Regions from separate parts of the Homo sapiens genome. Here all the other regions are linked to region 1. A link is a loop called in an ENCODE intact Hi-C map of the cell type or tissue named here. Cell type or tissue: OCI-LY7. All regions are shown on one strand.

The links. Hi-C counts contacts between places; a loop is a spot of excess contacts. Peaks named below come from ENCODE experiments on the same cell type or tissue, not always from the same donor. Only the 100,000 strongest peaks of a DNase experiment are listed, where the experiment ranks them.
Region 2: a loop joins it to region 1, with 6 times the contacts of the local background. A loop is called at or near these places in 5 of 110 quality-filtered maps.
Region 3: it touches region 1 in a loop (11-fold over the local background); 10 of 110 quality-filtered maps call a loop at or near these places.

What each region holds. Positions count from the first base shown.
Region 1 is chr5:107,567,272-107,575,271 of GRCh38, forward strand. All of the region lies in intron 1 of EFNA5 (ephrin A5), which reads right to left. Among named protein-coding and RNA genes, the nearest start is that of EFNA5, 100 kb to the right of the region's middle. RefSeq lists enhancers at 932-1,271, 985-1,520, 3,445-4,156, 3,767-4,046, 4,617-4,766 and 2 more. In OCI-LY7, CTCF peaks have their summits at 4,051, 4,922 (motif pointing left) and 5,124; DNase peaks (open chromatin) are centred at 1,240, 3,760, 4,090, 4,910 and 1 weaker place; H3K4me3 peaks cover 3,546 bases; H3K27ac peaks cover 5,015 bases.
Region 2 is chr5:107,515,833-107,523,832 of GRCh38, forward strand. All of the region lies in intron 1 of EFNA5 (ephrin A5), which reads right to left. Among named protein-coding and RNA genes, the nearest start is that of EFNA5, 150 kb to the right of the region's middle. RefSeq lists a silencer at 1,494-1,543 and an enhancer at 3,818-4,319. In OCI-LY7, no CTCF peak of the experiment used is centred here; DNase peaks (open chromatin) are centred at 1,181, 1,499, 2,909 and 4,329; H3K4me3 peaks cover 2,926 bases; H3K27ac peaks cover 5,077 bases.
Region 3 is chr5:107,100,356-107,108,355 of GRCh38, forward strand. No RefSeq gene overlaps it. Among named protein-coding and RNA genes, the nearest start is that of LINC01950, 93 kb to the left of the region's middle. In OCI-LY7, a CTCF peak has its summit at 4,501 (motif pointing right); a DNase peak (open chromatin) is centred at 4,526.

The DNA.
Region 1 (8,000 bases):
TAAATCTTTAAAATGCAGGGGGAAGAGAAAAATGTATATAAGTTCTTCCAGAAAATCTGAGAGGGCTTGCAAGGAATAAGGCACAGAATCAACAACCCTGGCTTCCAGTTTTGCTGACTTACTTCAATGACCTTGGGCTTACCCTTGTACTAGAGGCAGAATGTGTGTGGGCACATGTACCTGTGCATACTTTCAAGCTCTGGGGCCCGAAAAAGTCATTTATGTACTCTGGAGAGGTGAGAGAATACCATGACAGACAAATGAAGTTTGAGACACAGGATCCCATCCACCCACCCCTGCCCCAGGTTGGGATGTCCGAAACTAAGACACCCAAGACTCCCAAGAAAGGGAAGACAAAAGGCAGACATTCATACACAGGGCTCTAGCAGCAGCATTCTCTCACAAGAGTAGCAGGACCATTAACTTTATAAAAACAATAGCCAGGTTCCCTGAAGGCTGCAGATAGGGAAAACCTAGGTGGAGGTCTATATGCATTTCTAGGATATGCCAAGAAATTAAGGGGTGTGGCACTGGGCACTGGACATGTGAGGCAAAGTAGCGAGTGGCTGGGAATGAAGAATGTGTTTCTAATATTTACATTCAAGTTCTTTTTTGTTATTGTTGTTTATTTTATTTTCTTACAGTCAGGGTCTCACTGTCACCCAGGCTGAAGTACAATGGCTAGCTAGATCATGGCTCACTGCAGCCTCGACCTCCTGGGCTCAGATGATCTTCCCACCTCAGCTTCCCAAGTAGCTGGGACTACAGGCACATGCCACCATGCCCAGCTCGTTTTAATTTTTTTTGTAGGGATGGGGTCTTGCTGTGTTGCCCAGGCTGATCTCAAACTCCTAGGCTCAAGTGATCCTCCCACCTCAGCCTCCAAAAGTGCTGAGATTACAAGTGTGAGCCACTGTGCCTGGCCTATATTCAAGCTTTATACAAACACACATATACCCCTCTGCATATACACATATATACCCCGTAGCTATCAAAATACAGACCCATTTTTCTACAGGGGAGGGGAAGAAAAAAAGGAGAAAAGACAAAGAGGAATAATAAAGATCGTGGGGAGAGAACAACCCATGGGAAAGCCAGAAAAGAGAATTGAGAGACAGTTAGACCAGGGAGAAGCCTGGCAATTCCTACAGAGAGGACATGCCTAGGCAGGTAGTGGAGGGGAAGCAATGGTGAAATCAGGCCAGCAGCAGCACTGCATTAACACTTGAGTGATCAAACAAAGGGTAAAGCCATCAGGAAAGAAACTGACAGCTGCAGTCCTTAAATGCCCCAATTTAGAGACACAATGACTCCTTCTTCCATTGGCCATCCTCAAACCCAAGTCAGGAACATGCAGTGAGGCTAGACATAGACATAGACTTTCTAGACAGAGAACATACAAATAATTGTGGAACATAACAGAATCAGAAATGCCAACATAAATAAAACTTCAGAATTTGTAGGGTTTGAGCCTTGTGATGAAATCAACTAGTTGAAAAAACATTTTTTAAAAAATTTGATACAGAATATCTTATATATAAAATATACAAAACCTCAGTTTTATAAAATTATCATAAGCCCTCCATACTTTTACAAATCCTTCTCGGTCTTCAGATTCAGAAATGGTGTATCTATAATAGGAACTAATTCTGAAAGCACTTAAAAAGAACAATGTCAGGACAGCTAAATATATGACTTATAAAAATCACTAGTTCCTCCCACCTTGGTTCTGTTGACCTTAGTGGCCAAGTCCTTTTCCTGAGCTTTTAATAAACACATGCCTGTAAGCAAAGATACGCATAGTTAAATCTATACTTAGCATATTAACCCCCAGATGAGCATAAAGACATATGCTACCAGAGATCCAGGAAACAAGAATCTGGGTTTTGGGGCTTTCTGTATTGGGGGTGAATGTTCACCTTCCCACAAGAGTCTCACAATGGTGGCTTTCCCAGCCCTCTAGGAAGGGGCTTCCTCAAAAAAAGTAGCATCTCCAAACACTCATACATTGTGAAGCAACTCAAATTTCCAAGTAAAAAGATATTAAATGTATTAATAGAAAGGACTGCAGACTACCCTTAAAATATATATACGTGTATATATATATATATTTTTATGTATATGTGTGTATATATATATATATTTATGTATATGTGTGTATATATATATTTATATATGTGTGTGTATATATATTTATATATATGTGTATATATATTTATATATATGTGTATATATATTTATATATGTGTGTATATATATTTATATATATATGTGTGTATATATATATTTATATATATATATATATATATATATATATATATATATTCCCAGCTCTTTGGGAGGCTGAGGTGGAAGGATCACCTAGGTCAGGAGTTCATGACCAGCCTGGCCAACATGGTAAAACCCCATCTCTACTAAAAATACAAAAAAATTAGCCAGGCATGGTGGCATGTGCCTGTAATCCCAGCTACTTGGGAGGCTGAGGCAGGAGAATCACTTGAACCTGGGAGGGGGAGGCTGCAGTTAGCCAAGATTGCACCATGCCACTCCAGCCTGGGAGACCAAAAAAAAAAAAAAAAAAGCAAACAAACAACACAAGAGGAAATGATCTTCTACAAAAGGACAGTGAACTATTAAAATTCCACTTCCTAAGCAAGTGTACACCACTTTTTATTTTGAATTAAAATATCAGAAGATCACTGACAGGGAAAAAAAAGTAGGCCAGAATTATCTGGATTACTGCCCTAACTCTAGAAAGCTGACATAGCATGACCAAGACCTACTTAAAAGCTGGCTGTATCTGTTTAACACCAAACTCTGAGGAGAGACCTACCTCCTAATGGTGAAAGAAACTGTTTTCACATTTTGAGAGGCAAGACCCATAAAGGAAGGGCCTCTAATTTCCAGTAATTACCCTGGTACCTTAAAGTCCGTAATTACATAGAGAACCATGCCCTGAACTGGCCTTCAGTTGGTTCCAAACCCATTGCATGTAATTAGCCTTGATTAATATCCCACATTTCACATCAACAGACACAGTGAATCCAAATGATTCCCACGTTCTGCTGCCTCCGGAAACCTCACTGTTCAAATTCTGTGCCTTTATCAAGGGAACATGCTGAGCAAATGGGATCAAATGATGCCTTGGCACCCACCTTGGTCTAACTATTCAGAGGGAAGTAGCAATGCCTTTCATGTAATCATCTTAATCCCTTGTATCAACTAATTAATACACAGAGAAAGCTTTTACTTGCATGTGAGCAATTATAGCAACTTCCTGGTCGGTGTCCAAATGGATTCACAATATAATTCATGAACAATGAGGCTCTGGGAAAGACAGCTCCTAGAGATGACTTTTAAAATGAAAAAGTGTGTGTGTGGGGGTGGGGGCGGGCAGGTATTAATGATTCTAATAGTAGAAAAAGAGGACAGCAAGTAAATCTCAGTTTCTGAAAAAAAATTAATGTTGGAACCCTATTGTGCACATGACTGGCTTAAACAGACCAATTGATGTGAGCAAAGTAAGAACCAATAAATACCAGAGTTTGGATTCTATATCCGTATATACCTGAAATACCACCAAGTTACTTCCAAGGGACTTGAAAACAAACCTGCTGCCATTAAATAATGGGCTTCTGCTAAAAACAAACGAAAGTAAACTCACTCTACACAGACTTCTGAAAGCCATCTAAGATTTGAGCTCAGTGATTTCACATTCCTCCCTGGGGGGTACCTGTTGCAGTTGCACGGGTGCACTCTCTCTTCTCTCTCTCTCTCAACAGGAAGTAGCACATCAGTATTTTCAGCTGCCTGAGAACTAATCCAAGAATGGGGCCCAGGGCGGCAAGGGTTGGGAACTGTGAGCGAGTGGGGGAAGAGGGCTTAGGGGCCTACAGAAAAAGATATCCGAAGCATCAGCACCTGCTGTGGGGTTTCTGCTCCCGTGTCCGCCCCAGCCAGAGTGGGAATTGCTCCAGCACTGGGGCAACTTGTAATCCAACCTGGGGCAGAGAGCACAGGAACCTAGTGGCTCAGGCGTTCAAGAAAAGGCTCCCAGTCATAAAGCACCACATTGTGGTAACAAGCCCCGGGGTTGCACTGTGAACTTTTCCTGTGCAGATGGCTCGCTGTCGGGGAAAAACATTACCCAGCAAAGTCCAGTCAACAAGTTCACTGAATCCAAGTTTCAAAAAACAAAACGCTTCCTCAATCACCCCCTCGTGCCAGACTATGCTGAAGCTGCTTATAAATTACCAAGGGTCATCCTCTTTTTTTTTTTTTAAAGAATAAAATGCTAATGGCATAGGTTTGGGCTCTCTGAATTAAATACTGTACTGAGCCACCCTGGGAACCAGACACTATCCTCTGGCTAGAAGGCTAAAGAATGAGCAATTGCCAGCCGTGGAATTTTCATGATCCAGTTTCCCCACCTTCCTGTCGCATACCCACTGGCAGGAACCAAAGGGCTGTCACCCTGACGAGAGAAAACAAAGCTCTGCACTGCGTTATGAAACAGGTTTTTCCTTTCTCGTAGAGACACTCCTTTATGGCGAGGTCATGTAAAACAGCAAAATGCTCAATGAACACACTTGGTCCTGTTCCCTGCAGGTGACCGTACCCTTCAACTTGACCTGTGATACAGGGAGAGGGAAAGAAAACCACTCTCCAATTTCTAAGTAAAAGGTGACCAGACGGCAGGGATGGCAAAGCAGAGCCTACTGTTAACAACAAAAAGAAACTGCAAACAGCAGCGTGGACAGACAGTCATACAGGTGTGGGCCGGGACCTTAGAGGGCAAAATAAAATGCTTCTGGAGTCTAATCTTGAGCCAAATTGACTAAAAAGGACAGCCCGGCAGAGAACGTGCGTGATGTGAGTTACTCTGGCACCGAGAAACCTGTTCTTATCTGGCAAGTACGCCCCCTGCTGGCCGCGGTGCTGAACTCCGCCTCTTGGTCCTGCGCCAGACAGCCCTCGGAGCTCTCTGGTTTAGACCGGGGGAAGGAGAAAGGAGCTCTGGCAGAGCGAGTCCCTTGTAAAGCACACAATGGGAGCAAAGGGTGCCGTCACAGCAGTCACCGCCCCAAACCACAATCTTTGTCCAGTCACGGTTCTCTGCAGTCAGATAAAATCCAAGCAAGCTGAAAAGAATGAATACAAACCTGCTTGCTGCTTTGCAAGTGAGAAGTTTAGAAAGCTAGGGAGGAGGGGGCCGCCAAAGGGAACCTGCCATGAAAAGATTCTTAAGTCATTCACAGATACAGTGCTTGACTACTGGAGAAAATCTGGACTAACTGCCCTTTTAGAAGTTAGAGTTTACTATAACGTTAACAGTAATTATTTAAATTATTAGCACATGGACACTGCAGCGTAGGATCAAAATGCATTCAAACAACGGGATGGAATTTATTGCCAACAAAATATAATACTAAAATCAGTTTTGCACTTCCATTGTTTTTTTACACATGTCTTCACACGGACATTTTCATGTTTCTTCCCAAGCTTTTGCCTTCCTTTTCACCTAATTCTTTGTCATTTTTGTTGCTGTTGGGGTCTTGCATAAGCATGCTGATGTTTTGTAAGATCAGCCCGCTGTCCCTTATGATGATTCCCTTCAGAATTGGTGCATTCAATGTCTTTGGCAGAAAATCCTATGTAATACTGGCTTGTGTGTTAAGCTCATTCCCATCATCATCAATTGGAGACGCTTACTTAAGGAAAACTGCCAAGACGTTCAGCTAGGCGCCATCCGTTAAGACAACCAAAAAGAAACCTGTTTGTAAAGGCGCAGTGGGTCTTTCCCTTACTGGCACAAATGTCATAAGTGAGTATCTTTAGTTCACATTATCTGCCCTTAGTCTCAGTGAGTTCACCAGCTCAGGCTGAACTTGGCTTCTCCCTGGGACCTCAATCTCATGTCTGTTCCCAGCTCTCAACTTCAAACACAGAGGACAGAGAAGGCAAGGCATCTAGGCGTGAGCAGAGAAATATAATGGGCAAAAGAAACATGCTTCATCTCCTTTGGGTCAGTGGGTCTGGTTTTCATTTTCTGGTTTACATATGAAACCAGGGGGTAAGAAGTGCCAGTGGAATATAGGCCCCAAGGACAAATGCTCTCATTTCAGAATTTAAAAGAATTTTCCAAAGCTAGATATCTCAGTGCTTCTTTACTTAATCCTGTTGGCCGTAATTTTTAGGTTTTGTTTCTTCATGCTCCTTATGCAAGCAGAAGACTGTCCAGGTAAAATGAGAGTTTGTAGTCATTCTTTTATTTATTTGTTCAAGAAATATTTATTCAGTGTTAGACCTGTTTTGCCAAAATATCCTATGTGGATAGTACAGAATACAACAGCGGCTTTTATTCACCACTTCTTTTAGCTTGCACTATGGATGTCTATCCCAGGGAATAACATGATTACGTGGGTTTCCATGCTATGGTTTAGAGAGTTCAACCCTTACCTATCAAAAGGTCTGGGAATGAGTGTGTGGGTCTATTTTTATTTATAAGAGGGGGAGAACGGAACAGTTTTAGAACGAACAAAATCAATCTGCACCAGTTTTGGGAATAAGCTTCTGCTGTGAATAGAGCTGTCAAGACATTTGCAATCTGTTTGGCCCTGTGTCCACAAGAGGCTAAAGGTTTCATAACCAAAAAGTAAGGATTTTTATTCTTTACCACTTGGCTAGCAGGAGCCTCATAAGACTTGGGGTGATTTTAGCTGTTCTATTACACCCTAAAGCACCAAAATGCACATCTATATTTATACTCACATGCACATATGTGCAAAATAATCTGTAAGAAAAACAGAATCTTAGGCTCACTACTATTTTATTTCAAGTATGGGGATAAGTATGATAACTATCAATTGGTTTTCTTATTGAATTTAAGACGTATTCATACTTTCTTCAATAAAGTCAGATGGAAAAGAGTTATTTGGAAGAACTCAGAGGATTTTTACTCATGGCTTCAAACATCACTAAATGGTGGAAAGTGGGAGTACAAGGAAGACTTTTATGAATCAAATGGTTGATTTTCGGGAGTACTCAGTGTCTTTCTCTCATATTGTAACAATACTAGGAGCCCTCCCTTGCAAAAAAAAAATCATTCAATAAGCTCTGACTGATACCAAACCCCCTCAGATTAAACTCAATATGCCATTAATATGAAAAGAATTTGACAGTTTACATAAGGGATGTGACCTGGTGCCAACAACCTCTGGCTTCTCCATTCTCCAGATGGTAGCAGATTAGTAGGCAGCCTTTATTCTCATAAGAAGATTTTTTTCCCCCCATGGAAAAACTATAAAGGCCAATTCTGTTCCAAACTTCAAGTTTCCTTCACAAATGTCTACACAATTCTGGGCCTTAACTAATGCTATTAAAAGAAGCCCCTGGGCTTGAAGCTATATGGAAGGGGGGAAAAAGACTAAGGCAAACTTAACTCTAATGCCTGTCTTTAAAAGATCTATTGACAGAAGCAGTGGGGAGAGTTTGAACTAATGTTAACTTAAAGAAAAAGGCTGGTGAGATTCAATTGTGGATGTGAATGCTTGCTTGAGTTTGATCTTGACGGGGCTTAAGATAAGGGAGATAAAAACCTAAGCCTACTTACATATTAAAAAATGCAGTTGCACTAAATTCACTACATACCACTGTTCTCAATTTGATTTATGCCCATCATCAGTGAAGATGCTGAAGGACACCCCTGTCTAATATGGGAAGAAGCCACAGCAGAGGGCACTTGCTCTGCTTTGCTGATGCTAACGTGAAAAACCATTTCCTGACAATGCACGATACTCGTTCTTTCACATTAACTCTTCAAACGTAACAAAGAATAAAAACGGAATTTTTCTTTGGTCCTGTTCTGAGGTATAAATATAACAAGCAGTTAATCAAAGAGATCCAAGAGGTGAAAAGCAGCCTTTAGTCTGTAAGAAATTATTCCACCAACAGATAAGAAGTGATCTTTAAGTAATCAGGAAAAATATCATATTTTGTAA
Region 2 (8,000 bases), 51 kb before region 1:
GTTGTACACAGGAGAATCCAAGCCCAAGAAACTAAAAATCATCCCAAAGCAGTTTAAAAATGAACAGGGTTTATTTTACTGTAGAGCTTGTTACATCATCCATTTGTTGAATTACCATTTATGTTGGGTTACTTATCCTTACAATTCAAATGACCTACAGCCCTAGACACTAGAATTTTATTTCATTTTTGAGACACAGTCTCACACTGTCGCCCACGCTGAAGCGCAGTGGTATAATCATGGCTCACTGCAGCCTCAAGTAACCGGGCTCAAGTGATCCTCCTGCCTCAGCCTCCTAAGTAGCTAGGACCAAAAATGGGCACCACAATGCCTGGCTAGTTTTGTGTGTGTGTGTGTGTGTGTGTGTGTGTGTGTGTGTTAATTTTTGGACAGACGAGTTTACACTATGTTGCCTAGGCTGGTGGCAAACCCTGGCCTTAAGCAATCCTCTCGCCTCGGCCTCCCAAAGTGCTGGGATTATAGGCCTGAGCCACCATGCCTGGTTGAGTTTTATTTTTTTTAAGCAGCCACGATATACAGGAATCAAGAGAATTTAATCCTCAAAAGTAAAAAAGAAAAACCTCTATGAAAGGAAATGACTTGGGCTTGTGTCTATGTAGTGCCCAAAACAACCTGTTGGTCTGCTAATCTGTTAATCAAACAACTGTTTTAACTATATTATGAGAAATAACCACTTCAAGTTATTTTTGTTTTTATAGAATTGACAACTCCTGTTCCTCCCAAACTGCTTCTTTGATACACTACACATATGGCCGTAAAAGAAAGAATGCTTTAAATACCATGAAGCCCACATCTAAGTACTTAATTATCTGGGAAGCTTATGATGATGGTGATGATGTTTTCCCTCAATGGTAAATCTAAACCATGTGTGACAGCTGCAAACCACAGCATTTATTTAGTAAAGCCAGGGCTCCTTGCTCCTCTGTAGGCTTAGGAAACATTTCAGTGATGTCTGAAAAATAATAAAATATGTTACATAAAAGTCCAATATCTAGAACCTCAAAAATATTATATTCAGTGAAAGAAGTCAGACATAAAAGAACACATATTGTATGATTCCATTTGTACAAAATGTCCCAAAAAGGCAAGTATATAGAGACAGAAAATAGATGACAGGCTATCTAGGGCTGGGGGTAGGCACAGGGGATGACTATAAATGGGTATCAACCTTTCTAGAATACACACGTCATAAAATTATATCGTGATGACTGGATGGCTCTGTAAATACACTAAAATTCATTGATTGTACATTTACACCTCATGAATTTTATGGTATGTAAATTACATCTCAATAACACTGTTACTAAAAAAAAAAAAAGATGGAAAAAAGTCCAGTATTTATAAAAGCTTACAGGTTATAGGGTGCAGGGAGGAGAAACTAGAAGACAATGATGCTATCTCACAGTATTCATCATGCAAATTATGGTTTCTGTTCTTTTCTCCACTCCTATACAATCATGGTGACTCAGGAGAGGGTTACAGGTGTGTTGAAGCACAGTGATAAAAGTACTGAACTCCGGGCCAGACTGCCTAGGTCGGCCACCTACTGCTCTGTGACTTCAGGACAAATCACTCGGTGCTTCTTGTACTTTAGTTTCCTCATCTGTAAACACTAGTAATAGTACTGACCTCATACGGTTGTTGTGAATATTAAATTCAATATATGAGAAAAGTTTAAAAGTGCTCACTATCATTATTATCCTTTTAGCCTCTTCTTGTGTGCCCAATAAAGATCTTGGTTTTCTGTATATGCCAAGATATGAAAATCACTGGGAAACAACGTCAAACAAATTGCGCTGCATTATGTCTGAATCATGTTCTGTGACAAGTCATATTACAAGTGGTACGGTTATATTATGCAATGTATGTGATAATGTGTGAGAACAAACGAAGCAGGCTACGTAAAAGACTTTTTCAAAAATAAGGTTGTACATCACTTAGAAACACATTCTTAAGGATCTATTAAACTCATATTTTCATTATAATCTGCTAAGTATGAACACTATAAAAGCGTTTTTGTCTACTCAATTGTCAGGGTCAAAGTAGAATTGGGTTGGGTTGATTGGTATATCTTTTAAAAATACTGTATTTTTCTTATGCAATGAAGTGTACTCAGCAGGGATCCAAACTATATATGCAACAACAAAACAGGATTAAAAGCTTTTTAATGAAGGCACTGTAAACAGCATTTTCCTTCTGCTTTAGAATATTTCAAATACAAAATTAGCAAGCCCCAGAGACTGGAATTTCTGCTACAGGAGAGATGAAAGGTTAACTGTCTAAAAAGGAAAGACTATGTTTGACATATTCTATTTAGAAAATAAAAGGGTTTCCTAATAAAAGCAGAGGCCCACTTGATGCGCCTAATGCTCCTTCAGTGTTTGCATACACAACTGAGTAATTAGAAAGCCCCACTCGGAAAAAAAAAAAAAAAAGTGAATAAAAAGCCATTGCAGACATCGGTCCCTTGTTTACTAGGCTTGCTGGAGGCCCTGGAGGTCACTGTGATTGACAGGATTTTGGTGTTAGTAGGAGAGTTGATAATGCACACACATCTCTGGAGAGGAGAGCTCCGGAGTCCTGATCATGCTTAATAGAAGGGCAGCCACTGTGGAGAACAATGGAACAGGCAAAGCCTGGGGGACTGGTGGGCAGAAGGATGTTCAAGGATTGCAAATGACGTTCCCAGTCAATTAGTACCCATTGGGAAGCCGAGGTACACCATGCCAAAAAAAAAAATACCTAAAAATTCTCAGGGCAAGAATCTTCCTTTGCCAAAGACAAGGTACCACTGTAGCCATTTCCATTAGGTATACTTCAGTAACCTCAGCTCCCCCAAAGCACCCCTATGAGCTGCTGAAGATCAAGTCATTTTAGAAAAGCAACACTAGTTCCTACAACGTATGGCAATGTTTTCATTAGGCATGGCTGAAAGGCAAAAACCACAGCTTTGAATCACAAAGCCACCTGAACTTTATCTTTTTGTTCTACTTGAATTCCTAGAAACTCAATGGAAAGTATTTTCTGTATTTCCAGTCATTGAGAGGAACCATGTTAATTATTCCCAAGGTTCCTCCCCTTAAAGATCCCTGTGACCCAAATTTAAAAACAAGATCCAACCGGTTTCATTTGATGTAATGATATTTGAGATGTGTGGTTACAGAGAATAAATCTATTTCTATAATATGTTATTACATTAGTTTAATGAATATGCTTTCAACCAATGAAGATATTCCTCTTCCAGAGACACAAAGGTAGTTGCCACAAGAACTTGAATTACCCTGTCGTTGTTCTTCATTTCCACTTATTAATGAGATCATATATTAGCTGTTGCCCATGCAAAGTTTTAACCATCAAAATATCCTAATTCTAAAAGTCGGAACCTAGTGAGCAGAATCATGGTCCAATTGTTGATTCTGCTTATAGAACATCAGTTAAAACTGCAGGAGTACATGTGCTGAAATGTAGATTTTTACAAAATGGGCTGTTTACCTTTTCATAACTCCTTTGCTCAAAAACACAGGACCATTTATTGAGGCAAAGGAATAAAAACAATCTTGTCTTGACAAGGTCACACCAGGTTTTCCTAGCTTAATCCTTTTGGAAAACTTTTTCTCACTTAATCCATTTCATCCTGTAGAAAGCCCTGTTCAGAATTTCTATATGATACTGAAACAATAAACAGACATGTAGGGTGTCAAAGTTCTAAGGGAAAAACATACAGAGGTCTTTGAAAGAGTGTCTTCCAAAATAAAACACTGAGAAAACGATTGTTGTTTCTTTGGGGCATGGAGCGAAGCGATCCCCTTGGAAAGCACACACTGCAGAAAATGTAAAATTAGACATCTACCTGAACACCATGACTTAGTCTAAAAAAATATGCAACTGTGCTTAAGTGAATTTATTTGAATATTTTTACTTTAAAAATAAGTAATTTTAAGAAAAGGAGAGCAGTTAGTGCATTTTCATTCTGGGAGCTTCAAGTCACATCAAAATCTTCACGCAAAGTTTCCTTTCTCTTTGAACTGTAAGCACCACTCTGGCTGGGCCAGGTGGGATGAAGTGGAGCAACAGCGACAAAGCACAATGACTTACTTTCCCATTCCATCCTGATTTCTCATTCATGCTTTGTTTCCTTTCTTTAAAGGGGGGAAACAGCCCTCCATTCATTTGCTACAAGGTCCACAGAACCATCTCAGGGCTTACGGGGACAGTGTGTCACCAGGGCAACTGAAATAAACACGAAAGACAGATGTGAAGGCTGGAATTCTTCAACGGCAAGAGGGTTTGACACTTCATAAATCACTGTGTCACTCTGCTATAACAAAAACTGGTCTCATGTACTGTACCCGAGGCTTTCTCTCGCTGTACTTGCTTGTGGAGTCTGTTTGCATACCACATCTGGTTTGTCACTAAAAGCTTTATAAAGGCAGTGAATCAATAAGAGTGAGAAAAGGGTGGGGCCCTTCACTCTCAATACAATAAAGTCCTCTTAAGAAAGAATTCAAGAAACCAGTTACTAAGAAAATAAAAAACTAAAAAGGTCTCAGATAAGAAATGAAAATGCTTTCAATCTGAACACATAAAAAAGCATGATCTTGGTTATCTGGCTACTTTCAGTTGGCTATGCTGTTCTCAAGATCACAGGCACAAAATGTTGAGCATCTATTTGTATCTGTGTCTAGGTGAGTCCAAATTAACTATTCTGTCTTTCATCTGGTAGGCAAGGGGGAGCTCCTAGTGGAGTTCAGTTTATTTAAAAACATAAATGTTTGTTAGGTTGAACCGAATAAGTCTGCCATCTTATGATTTTCTTCTGAAGAGGTTACGAGAAGAGCTGGCCTTCAAACTATAATTAGCAAGTTTTCGAGGATGTGTGAGTGTTTCTGACTGCTTGGTACCAACCAGATCTGCCTTAAGCAGAGTGAATGGGTAGTAATCACTGTGGATCAAGATGTATTTGCTGTTTCTTTTACTAAATTATCTTAACAGTGATAGCTCAGGGTACTTAGCAGTCATTCATACCCTGGTCATGTAGTCATACACAATATTTAAATGTATCATACTAAAGAAAACACCATTTGTGTCTATTTTCCAAGCTTCCATTCTCTTACATTTAGTCAATTTAATTATAAGATAAATGTAATATGATTTGAAATCTAACTTGAAAATAAGCATGTGCCATTTCACCATTAGACCTATACAGATGCTCCTTTGACTTATGATTGGCTTATTTCCTGATAAACGAACTCATTGTGAGTTGAAAATTATTGTATGTAGAAAGTGCATTTAATACATGTAACCTACAAAACATCATAGCTAAGCCTAGCCTACCTTAAACATGCTCAGAACGCTTACATTAGCCTATGGTTTGGCAAAATCATCTGGCCACACAATAAACTTTAGAGTATGTATGTATGTATGTATTTACTTATTTATTTATTTATTTGAGACAGGGTCTCATCTCGCTCTGTGGCCCAGGCTGGAGTACAATGGCATGATCATGGCTCACTGCAGCCTTGACCTCCTGGGACTCAAGTGATCCTCCTACCTCTCAGCCTCCTTAGTAGCTGGGACCACAGGCATGTGCCACCACACCTGGCTATATATATATATATATATATTTTTTTTTTTTTTTGGAGAGACAGGGTTTCCATATGTTGCCCAGGCTGGTCTTAAACTCCTAGGCTCAAACAACCCTCCCACCTCAGCCTCCCAAAGTGCTGGGATTCCAGGCATGAGCCACCAAGTACTAGTTGTCTACCCTAGTGATTGCGCGGCTTACTGGGAACTGCAACTCACTGTTGCTGCCCAGCTTCGTGACAGATACTGTACTGCATATCGCCAGCCTGGGAAAAGATCAAAACCCAATATTCAAAGTATAGTTTTGACTGAATGTGTGTCCCTTTCATACCATCGTAAAGTGCATAAATTGTAAGTTGAAGACCATCTATATATTATTGTATGTCTTTTTTTCTTTCTTAGTCAGTTCCCGCTATGTTTTCCAGGCTGGAGTGGGCAGTGGCTATTCACAGGATCAGTGATCATTGCACACTACAGCCTCCAACTCCTGGCCTCAGGCAATTTGCCTCAGCCTCTGGATTAGTTAGGACTACAGGTACACCATCTTGCTAGGCATTTTATGCTTTCTTTTTCTGTTACAAGAGTGGACAAATCATCCTCATGCACCTAACAATATTATATAGCAACGGTCCATAGTATTTTCAAGAATGAAAACTCTTCCATGAAGCAGCTGTATTTCTGTTATCTGAACACTAAAAAGTACAACATGACAAAAAGTACTCTAGTGCAGTAACTTTTTATATGAATTTGTACTCACTAGCATGCATATTATTGGGGGATAATAATGCTACATGTATTCTAAGGCACATCTGTACATGTTTTATTAGTCACCCATCAAATTTTGTGATACAAGGAAATGTGAAGACCTCTTTGAAATATCCATGGGGTCACCCAGGACTTTATGCCTCACAGAGCCACTAAAACCTATGTCTCCTGGCTCTTTCTCACTCTCTTTCTTTTTTTCTTTGTCTTTTTTTAAAGACACAGGGTCTCCTTCTGTTGCCTAGACTGGAGTGCAGTAGTGTAATTATAGCTCACTGCAGGCTGGAACTCCTGAGTTCAAGTGGTCCTCACACTTCAGCCTCCCAAGTAGCTAGGATTATAGGCACGTGCCACCACATGCAGCTAATTTTAAAAATAAATTATTTATTTTTTTTAGAGACACGATCTCACTTGAGGTCGACGTTACCTCCAGTGATCCACTTTGGCCTCCCAAAGGGTTGGGATTATATGCATGAGTTGCTATGCCTGGCCTCTTTCTAATTTTTCTGGCCTCAGTCCAAGTACTACTGCATGTTGGAGTCAACTTCATTGACTACCCAAGCCACTTGGGTAACTTTCTTCCAGCCACTATGCTCTATCACATTTCTGGTTTTTATGAACTATATTTTTTATTCAAACTCATCACACTCTCTAATTCTTTTGTTTATTCAGTTACTTGAATAAAGGCTGTCTGTATCCCCCATTCACTAAATCATGGGACCTTGCCTTTTTAACAAATAGATGGGTATTTCCAACACCTAAACAGGGTTCATCAAATGTAAAGACTATTTAATTTCCACTGATACAGATTCCACAAGACAGATAAAGCAAAGAGACAAACTGGCTTAATTTACCAAGTTAATATCACTAAGCTCAATTAGTACTGTTTTTTCGTTTGTTTGTTTATTTTAACCAACTATGGCCAATCTTCACACAGACCAGACAATATTTCTCCTCTTTTAGTGTGTTCTTACCTTTGCTTTTGAAAGATTTTACATATGCCAGACACCTCTGGAAGGGCAGCTATCTTAGTATTATCCAGAGTTGGGAAATAGCCATGATATCATTCAGTTATGAAAATCAGAAATATGTGCTTCCTTTTTTTTTTTAAGAAATAGTCTCAGATATTCAACTTGTTTGTCTTAGATTTGCTTAAACCCCAAACAATCTGTGTTTAATGTTTTTGGTGTCCCACTGCTTTGCAAGCAGACATACCACTTGCAAATGTGCCAGCCCTTTGTGCAAACACCCAAAAGGCTACATCAGATCCAAAAGCTCTGGCTCACAAGGGGGCCAGCAGGTGGAGAGCAGATGAATCAGCCATGAGTGTGTGCCTTTCGGCCTGCTAAGAAGGAAGACAGTGGCATAAAGAGAGTATTATGGTTCCAGGCACAACTTCAGTCTGTCCAAGAGGCTCTATCGTTAACGGAGAATACAGAGATTACATTCAGTTACCCGAATTCTACAAGCTTTCTGTAATGCTCAAAAGGTTTAAGTGCACTTATCTGTCATCCCTTCACTTTCCTTTTTGAAATAAATCCCTTTGTAATAACAAATCAGACTTTCCTTCTTCTCTTTATGCAGGTGAGCAATGCATGGGTGCTTTTATATTTAGCTGGTAGGGAAGAATGACA
Region 3 (8,000 bases), 470 kb before region 1:
TTTGTGCTACATAAAATCCAACCTGAGAAGGCATGATTCCTGCCTTCTGATTGCTTTAACAAAAAATACGCAAGGAAGTTATGAAGAAAATATTAAGGCAGTTTCAAGGAGAATACACAATGGCATTATGGTAAAAACACAGGACTTACGGTATGAAGAGGAGACTCTGTCTTTTGGTTTTGCTACTTATTGTGAAATCTTGGGCAAATCACTTAACCTCTCTTGGTCCCAATTTCTTCTGTTCTAAAGGGTTCTTGGGATAATGTGTATAGCATATGTTTGTAAATCTCCTACCCGGCCCTTTGCTCAAAACACTCCTGCCAGACTGAATGGCTTGCTATTCCTTAAATACACAAGCACCTGTACCCTGGGGCCTTTGGAGATGTTCTTCCTGCTTTCTGGAATGCTTGTCCCCCCAGATCTGTTCGTGGACAAATTTCTCTTTTCCTTCAAATTTTGCTCAATATTCCCATAGTGGCCTGGATTGCATGCCTGCACCATAGTTCCACAGGAATCCTGTAAAGCAGGTAGCTGCAGCTTTCATCTTTCATATGGGAGACTGCCTCTGACTCCTTTGAAGACCCAAAAGATGAAGAATTCCCTTGGGCAAACAAAACATTAACAACTTTGATTACAAATATTGAGAATGTTCCAAAAATCTTCAGACAATTACCACCAATATTATGTGTAAATTCAGAAATATCTAAAAAATGAGTAACAGTCCATTAAGAGTCACCCAAATAATAATGAAAACTTAAGAGTATAGAAGAGCCAGATAAAATGTCTTGAAAATTACTGTCTTCCCAGAGTCTTGCTCTACTCAGTCACCCAAGAAGAGTTTATGGTACCCGGGAAGATGTGCCATGTAAGAGAACATTCTTGGCATTTAGGGAGTCACATGGCTTTTACATACTCAGTTCTCGTACTTTTACTCCTTCCCTAAAAATAATAGTTTGTAACATTAAAAAATTATGAAGTCAAACTAGGCTTATTGAAGTTCTTTATTTGAATAGATTGATTACTTTGTGAGTCTATGTAGGGCAATATTTTAATTTGTTTGGATAACAGCATAAAAACCTTATCGAGCAGACATTACATATTACACACTTTGCTTTTTATACATTATTCCTATTCTTTAAACAACCTGAATGATTATCACTATCTGTATAGATGGAAAAACTGAGGTTCAAAAAGATAAAAACAATTGTCATATGGAATTATATTTTCTGTTCTGCAATTAGTCATTTATTTGGTACTTACTATGTGTTATCAAGTGCAACTATATTTATTCTTCTTTACTAATTTTCCCATATTTTCCATATTAAGGGGGCACACTAAAAAACTATAAAGACGCCCAGAAAAACAGAAATGAAAGACGGTTCTTTGGTAAGATCAAATCCAGTTCCAGCATTGTTTAAAGATTTTGCTTCCTCATTTTCCCTGACTCTATTTTTCCATTTTTTATTCTAGTTTTTTAAAACATAGTACCTACATGTACTTTGGTGCCTCAAATCCTATTAGGCAAGTTTATTTCCATAAACTATTTGATTGCTAAACTATAAATTATGCAAGATATCAAGTCACACTTTAATAAAGTATGATTTGATAAAACAAAGCAAAAAATATAAATACAAGTTTCTCATTTTTATAAGTGTAAAATAGAACAGGATAAAAATATTTGTATACTCTGGCATGTATTATGGTATCATGATAACACTATTTTGGGGTCAGTATGGCTTTGATTTGAATTCAAATGTCAAAACATACTCCCTTCTCTGTAAAGATGAAACAATTCCAACTTTATAAAGTTGCTGCAAGTATTCTATGAGAAGACATACAAGTTCCCAGTACAATGTCTCACACATTATATGCACTCAGTCATGGAGGTGTCTGGTTTATTCCGGTGTGACAATGATGGTATGTCCAGAGTCCTTGAACTACCATTCAGCAGCAGAGCCCCAAACAGGAGTGTGCCTTTCATGTTGCATTTAGATCCATCTCTGTTAAAGTAGAACAGCCTGACTTATTTGTTGTTGTTTTGTTTATGGCCATAATCCTTTGCCACTTATTTTGAGATCAGCATCCTAATATTCTCTGAGGCAGTACTTCTCCACAACTCTCAGTCCATGCTGTTTAGGTAGGGATGTCTCACTAAACATGGGACAGCATGGATGTGACAACATGGATGTCTCACCCCATGCTGTTTAGATGGGGATGTCCCTTCTCCTTCAGGAAAAGGGACATGGCCTGGAATGGCCAATAAAAGTCACATGATTGATTAAAGAATGATCATGGGACTCAAACAGGATCAGTGGTTGTAACCCCAATACTTCTGCTGGAACTGATAGGAAAGAAACACTCACTTTCCACTGAATTGCTGAACAAGTGGGATAGACATCTGGAGCCATTATGGGCTACTGTGAAAGGATAACTCACCTAAGAATCAAACTAACTGGAGTAAAGGTGATGGAAAGAAACTGACATTTGATGGCAACTTTTAAGTTTCTGGATCCATTTGTGCTTGAAGACAAGTTATACCTCACCTTTTCAATTATGTGGATGAATCTGTGTGGCAGATGACTTTTAAAATGACCATCAATAATCCAACTTTCTAGAATTCATGCCTTTGTGTAATCCTTCCTCTTGAATATGGGTTAATAATTTGCTTTTAAAGAATAGAATAAGTCAAAAGGAATAAGATGTCAACACCATGATTAGTTACAAAAGGCTGTGACTTCTGTCTTACTAGCATGCTCTCTCAATTGCCATCTTGGCTTGCATACTGTGAAAAAGCAGCTGCCACAAGGGTGAGATGCCTGGTGAGGAACTCAGATGACCTTTGGTCAATACAAGGGAGGAACTAATGATACAGACAGGAAGCAGGAGAGCAGGGTCCCTGGTGAGGGGTCCACCCTCAAGCCTGGACCCATGACCCTAAATGAGAACAGGCATTCCTGTTTTTGCACCTGAATGTTGCTTTGTGGCCAACCCCTCCCTGCTATCCTGTGCCCATATAAACCCCAAACTCCACTGGCAGAGGAACAGAGTGGCACGGCAGAGGAGAGAAGAGAAGAAGCATCTGAACGTCGAAGAGGCAGCTAGATGGTTGGAGATTATCTTCCCACTCCATCCCCTTTCCAGCTCCCCATCCCACTGAGAACCATCTTTATAACTCAATAAAACAGCACATGGAGAGTAATTACTAAATATTAATAAAATATTAACACAATATTGCTAGTGATCACTAAATATTAATAAAATATTTAATCCGATATGATTCACCAAGTTACACTGTCAATATCTTGCAAGAAAATTTGTATTGTCTTTATGAAAAGAATGAGTCATGTCTAACAATTAAATTCAGTCTAGCACGCTTTACAAAATTTACATTCTGGCTGATAAGATTGCAACAGACACACAAAATGAATCACAGGAGAAAGTGGAAAAATATTTTTGAATACCTGATCCTACAAACAAATACAATTGTTACAATTATAAATAATGAAATAACGTATTATTGTGCTTTTAGGAAATCATATTTTTTGGAAAAAACATAATGAGAAAGTAAAAAGAGTGATAATTATTACTACTATCATTAATACAAATATATTAATATTAAATTATAAATATTATAGTAGTAAAAATCATAATTGATTTTACTGCTACTACGTGCCATGCATTGCACCTTTTCCTGTAATTGTTTTATTGCTCATAACCACCCTGTGTGAAAGATGTTGTCACATTTTTGTAAATGAGGAAACTAAAACTCAGAGAGAATAGGTAATGTCATTTAATCAGGGTGAAGTTTCAAATCTAGATCTGCCTGAATTTAAAGACTGAGCTTTTTCTTTCATGCTATAGATAGGTGCAGATAAGACTGCCTTTGGGCAGTCTATTAAACTACTTAGCTCATAAAAACTAGAAAAGTAGAAAACTGAGTTATTTGTTTATTCTGGCTATAAAGATAACTAATTTAAAGCAGACAGAGGCAGCTTCCATCTCAGATGAGAACCACCTTTATAACTCAATAAAACCTCCGCATTCACCATCCTTCAAGACCTGATTCTTCCTGGACACTGAACAAGGACCTGGGTACCAAGATGGCAGGCTGTAAAAGGCTCTCGCCCTGACTCTACACTGCTCTGGTTAACACTTAGCCGTCAGTGGACAGCAACTGCTAAAAGAGCATTGTAATACATTTGGACAATCCTGTGGGGCCAGCACAGGGCCTGCTCCCACCAGAGAGAAGTGGCCAGCCGTTCCAGCTTTCCTTCGCTCCAGTTTCTGCACTCGCTTAATTTGCATGCTTCCTCCTGTGAGGAGTGGCCAGAGGCAGGCTGAGTGAAATGAGCCTCTCCAGTTCCTGCTCACAAAGGAGTCAGGGAGCTCCCCAATTTCACTAAGACACTTGGTCCAACAGTGGCCCAAGGAACTGAATGTTACCAGTAACCACTGAATGATTTAGGTAGTGGATCATTTACCATTCTAGCCGCCAGATGACACTGCTGACACCTGGCTGACAGCATGACTATAACCTTGTGAGCGACCATGAAATAGAGAGCCAAGCTAAACTGTGCTCAGATTCCTGACCCAGAGAGACCTTGAGATTAAAAAGTGTGGGTCCTTTTAAGAAGCTCAGTTTCAGAGCAACCAGGGACATAGTAATGGGTAACTAACACAATCCATTTAAGTCGCTTCTGTGTCTAGCATCCAAAAGTTCCTGACAATTTGTTTAAAAATATTTTTTTCATAGAATAAAAAAGAAGCAGCAAGATGAACAGCATTAAGAAAAGATGAAGTTTTAGTAACAGTCTCAGTGGCCTTGAAACTGTCTAAACAAGTGACATAGCATGAGTTCTTTTTCAGGGTCCCTTGTTTCTTGTTTTTAATTTTAACCACAAAGGAGGCAATCTTTAACTTTTAAAAAAGTCTTTAAAAGTTTAGGAATAATTTAAATGCACTTAACAGTTAAGTACTTTAAAAACTTTCAGGAAAATATGTAACAACTAGCAAAAATGAAAAATTCTCCCAGAAGACTTAAAAAAAATTATTTTTCCCTTAGGAGTATTGAAAGAGTAAGTAGAAGAAAGACTGAACAAGTTTAAGATAGAAAATAGAAATTCCGTGGTTTCTTTTTCCTTACCAAATCAGAAAATCACTACATAATAGACTGAAAATAACTTGTTTGAAGTTAGGGACATTTTGATGTAGGGAACATTTATCAAAAGACTGAAAAGACTCAGTGCAAATGACAAAATCAAAATAGCACCTCAGCTGAAAAATGTAGATGAAGCAAATGTTTATAAGCAAGCTATAAGTCGTATTTCAAGTCCTTGCCACCAAAGGGGACCTTAGAAATGTTCTAATCCAGTCTAATTCATACTGTAGGTGAGAGAACTGAGGCCCAGAACAGTTACAGTACTTTCTAAAGCTCAAGCAATTAGTCAATACAGAGCAAGGGTTGCTTTTATATCTTTGAACTCCAAGTTCTTTTCTTTTAGAAAATATTACAACTATATATTACAGACATTTATAATTGGGAGTGCCCTAGGAGAATTGAAGATGGAGTCCACAGAGCTCCCAATATTCTCCAACTACACATTTTCAGCCTTGCCATACCAAACTGCCCTAAAAAACAAACCCAAGGAGGAGCCTGCCATGAGAACCAGCCCCATCATCCAAAAGTGGGATTCAGTTTGGAAGCACTGATAGCAAAATAACAATTGTTTATAACTGGGCCATTATGACAGAATGGTGCCCATTCTGACTGGTGAGGGCCCATGCCATAATGGTTGTTAGCAAAATATTTTGAATATCTTCCTTGACTACATCTCTGCTTGTCTCAGTCATCACAAGGAGCTCTAAACCTCAGGTCATCCCTTATGACCAAGATTCCCCTCTTCATAAGGCTCTCTGTAGCTCCTGGTCCAGCCTAATTTCTTACTCCTCCATTACTGCAGAAACATTTCATTGTAATGTTTGGAACTCATAGTCTGCCATCAGCAAATGACTTCTCTTCTAAATCTCTCCAATAACATTCCTTCCCATCCTAATGCTAACCTGGCTGAAAATGAGAGCATCATTTTTGCTCCTCTGTACCCTATTATTATTTTTCCCTTCATTATTATTTCCCATCATTATTTTTGCCTTCTCAAAAAAATCAAATGAAACCACTTAGCTACTCTAAAGTACAGGCCATCAGATTACAGACTCCTCTACCCCTGCTCCCACAGTCATCTTTCATCCTCCTGATTATCCCTGCTATGGTTTACATGTATGTGCCCCTCCAAAATTCATATGTTGAAGCTTAACCACCAATATGATAGTATTAAGAGCTGGGGCCTTTAGGGAGTGATTAAGTCATGAGGACAGAACTTTCTTGAATGGGATTAATGACCTTATAAAAGAGGTACAGGAGCACTGTCTCTCTCTCTTTTGCCCTTTCCATCCCTTCCTCCATGTGAGGACATAGTGTTCATCCCTTCTGGAGGATATAACAAGAAGGAAGCAGAGAGCAGCCCTCACCAGACACAATCTCTTCTATGGCCTTGATCTTGGACTTTCTAGCTGCTAAAATTGTGAGTAATAAATAATGATTTATAAATTACCCAGTCTGTGGTATTTTGTTGTATCTGCACAAATGGTCTTAGACAATCCCCCTTCACTCACTAAAGACATAAACCCTAGGATTGTTGCCTTTTTCTCCACATTTCTTCTATAATAATTTTTAATAATTGCAATGTTCACATAAAAGAACCATCCAGGTATTTCAGCTCCTAGAACTCCTTACGTCAGATTTTCTAATCTCCAGGCCACTTCTCCCACCCCACTCCCATGGTCACATCTTAGAACTTATAATCACCAATAGCATAAAACCTGTTAAATCACAACCACTTATTGTCTTCTCCATCCATTTCCAGAAGTACCTCCACTCCAATGATTCTTTGACTCCATGGGATCCACAATACAGTGGCCCTAATAAGTTTATCAGCAGTCACTTACCTTGTCCTTTCCTCCCTGTTAAAATAGCCTAGAATTCCATGGTGGTTCATCATTTTAATCACAATCCATTGCCTGCACGGACCCTAAATTCTTTGCTCTTTTCTCTCTCTATCTTACACATCTCACAATAAACAACTGAAGAGAAACTAAATTTACCATTTGTTCTCTTCTTACTCATGAAACTGAACATGGCTAGAAAAAAACTTGTCATATTGACCAATGGCACTTTAAATTTATGACTACACATTTCAAATTGACTCTCAAACATTGCCTTCATCTGATCAATTCATTCTCTTATTCTCCGAAATGTTTATTTCACACATTCTTCTCTCTCCTCAGAATTCTCCAAATTTTTCCATTCTTAACTCTCAGTTTACCCCTTATTTCACTAAAAATAAAAACTAAAACAATCCAAAGACATATGTCATATATATGCACTACCAAATTTACTAATACCTAAGTATCTGTAGCTAAATAATATTTCCTCCTTTGGATGTATTGTACATACTCCTACCAAAGTGTAGTTCCTATACTTGACCATTGGATCTGATTTCCTATCTTCTACTTAAAAACTGTGTTCTTATAATAATCCCCTGTCTCTCCTGAAACATCATTATTTTCCTCTCTCTCTCTGTCTTTCTCTCTCTCTCTCTCTCTCTCACACACACACACACATACACACACACACACACACACCATCATCATTCCATTCATTCCATTACTATGTAAGTAAGCAAAAATAACTGCATCTCAAAATAATCTTTACTGAATAGCCTGCAAACTGTTCATCAATTTTTGTATTTGTAAAACTCCTTTAAGACTCAAAATAGTTGTTTATAATCTCTGCTTCAACTTTCTCACTTGCCTTTCTCTCTTTACTCTAAAATGGCTCCATCCTCAGAAAAACTCTTCTCAAGCTGCATTTATCTAGGTCACTATGCTCTTCCATATTGCCTAATCCAGTGGTCAAGCCTTCTATCTTATTTTACTCTGTCAGC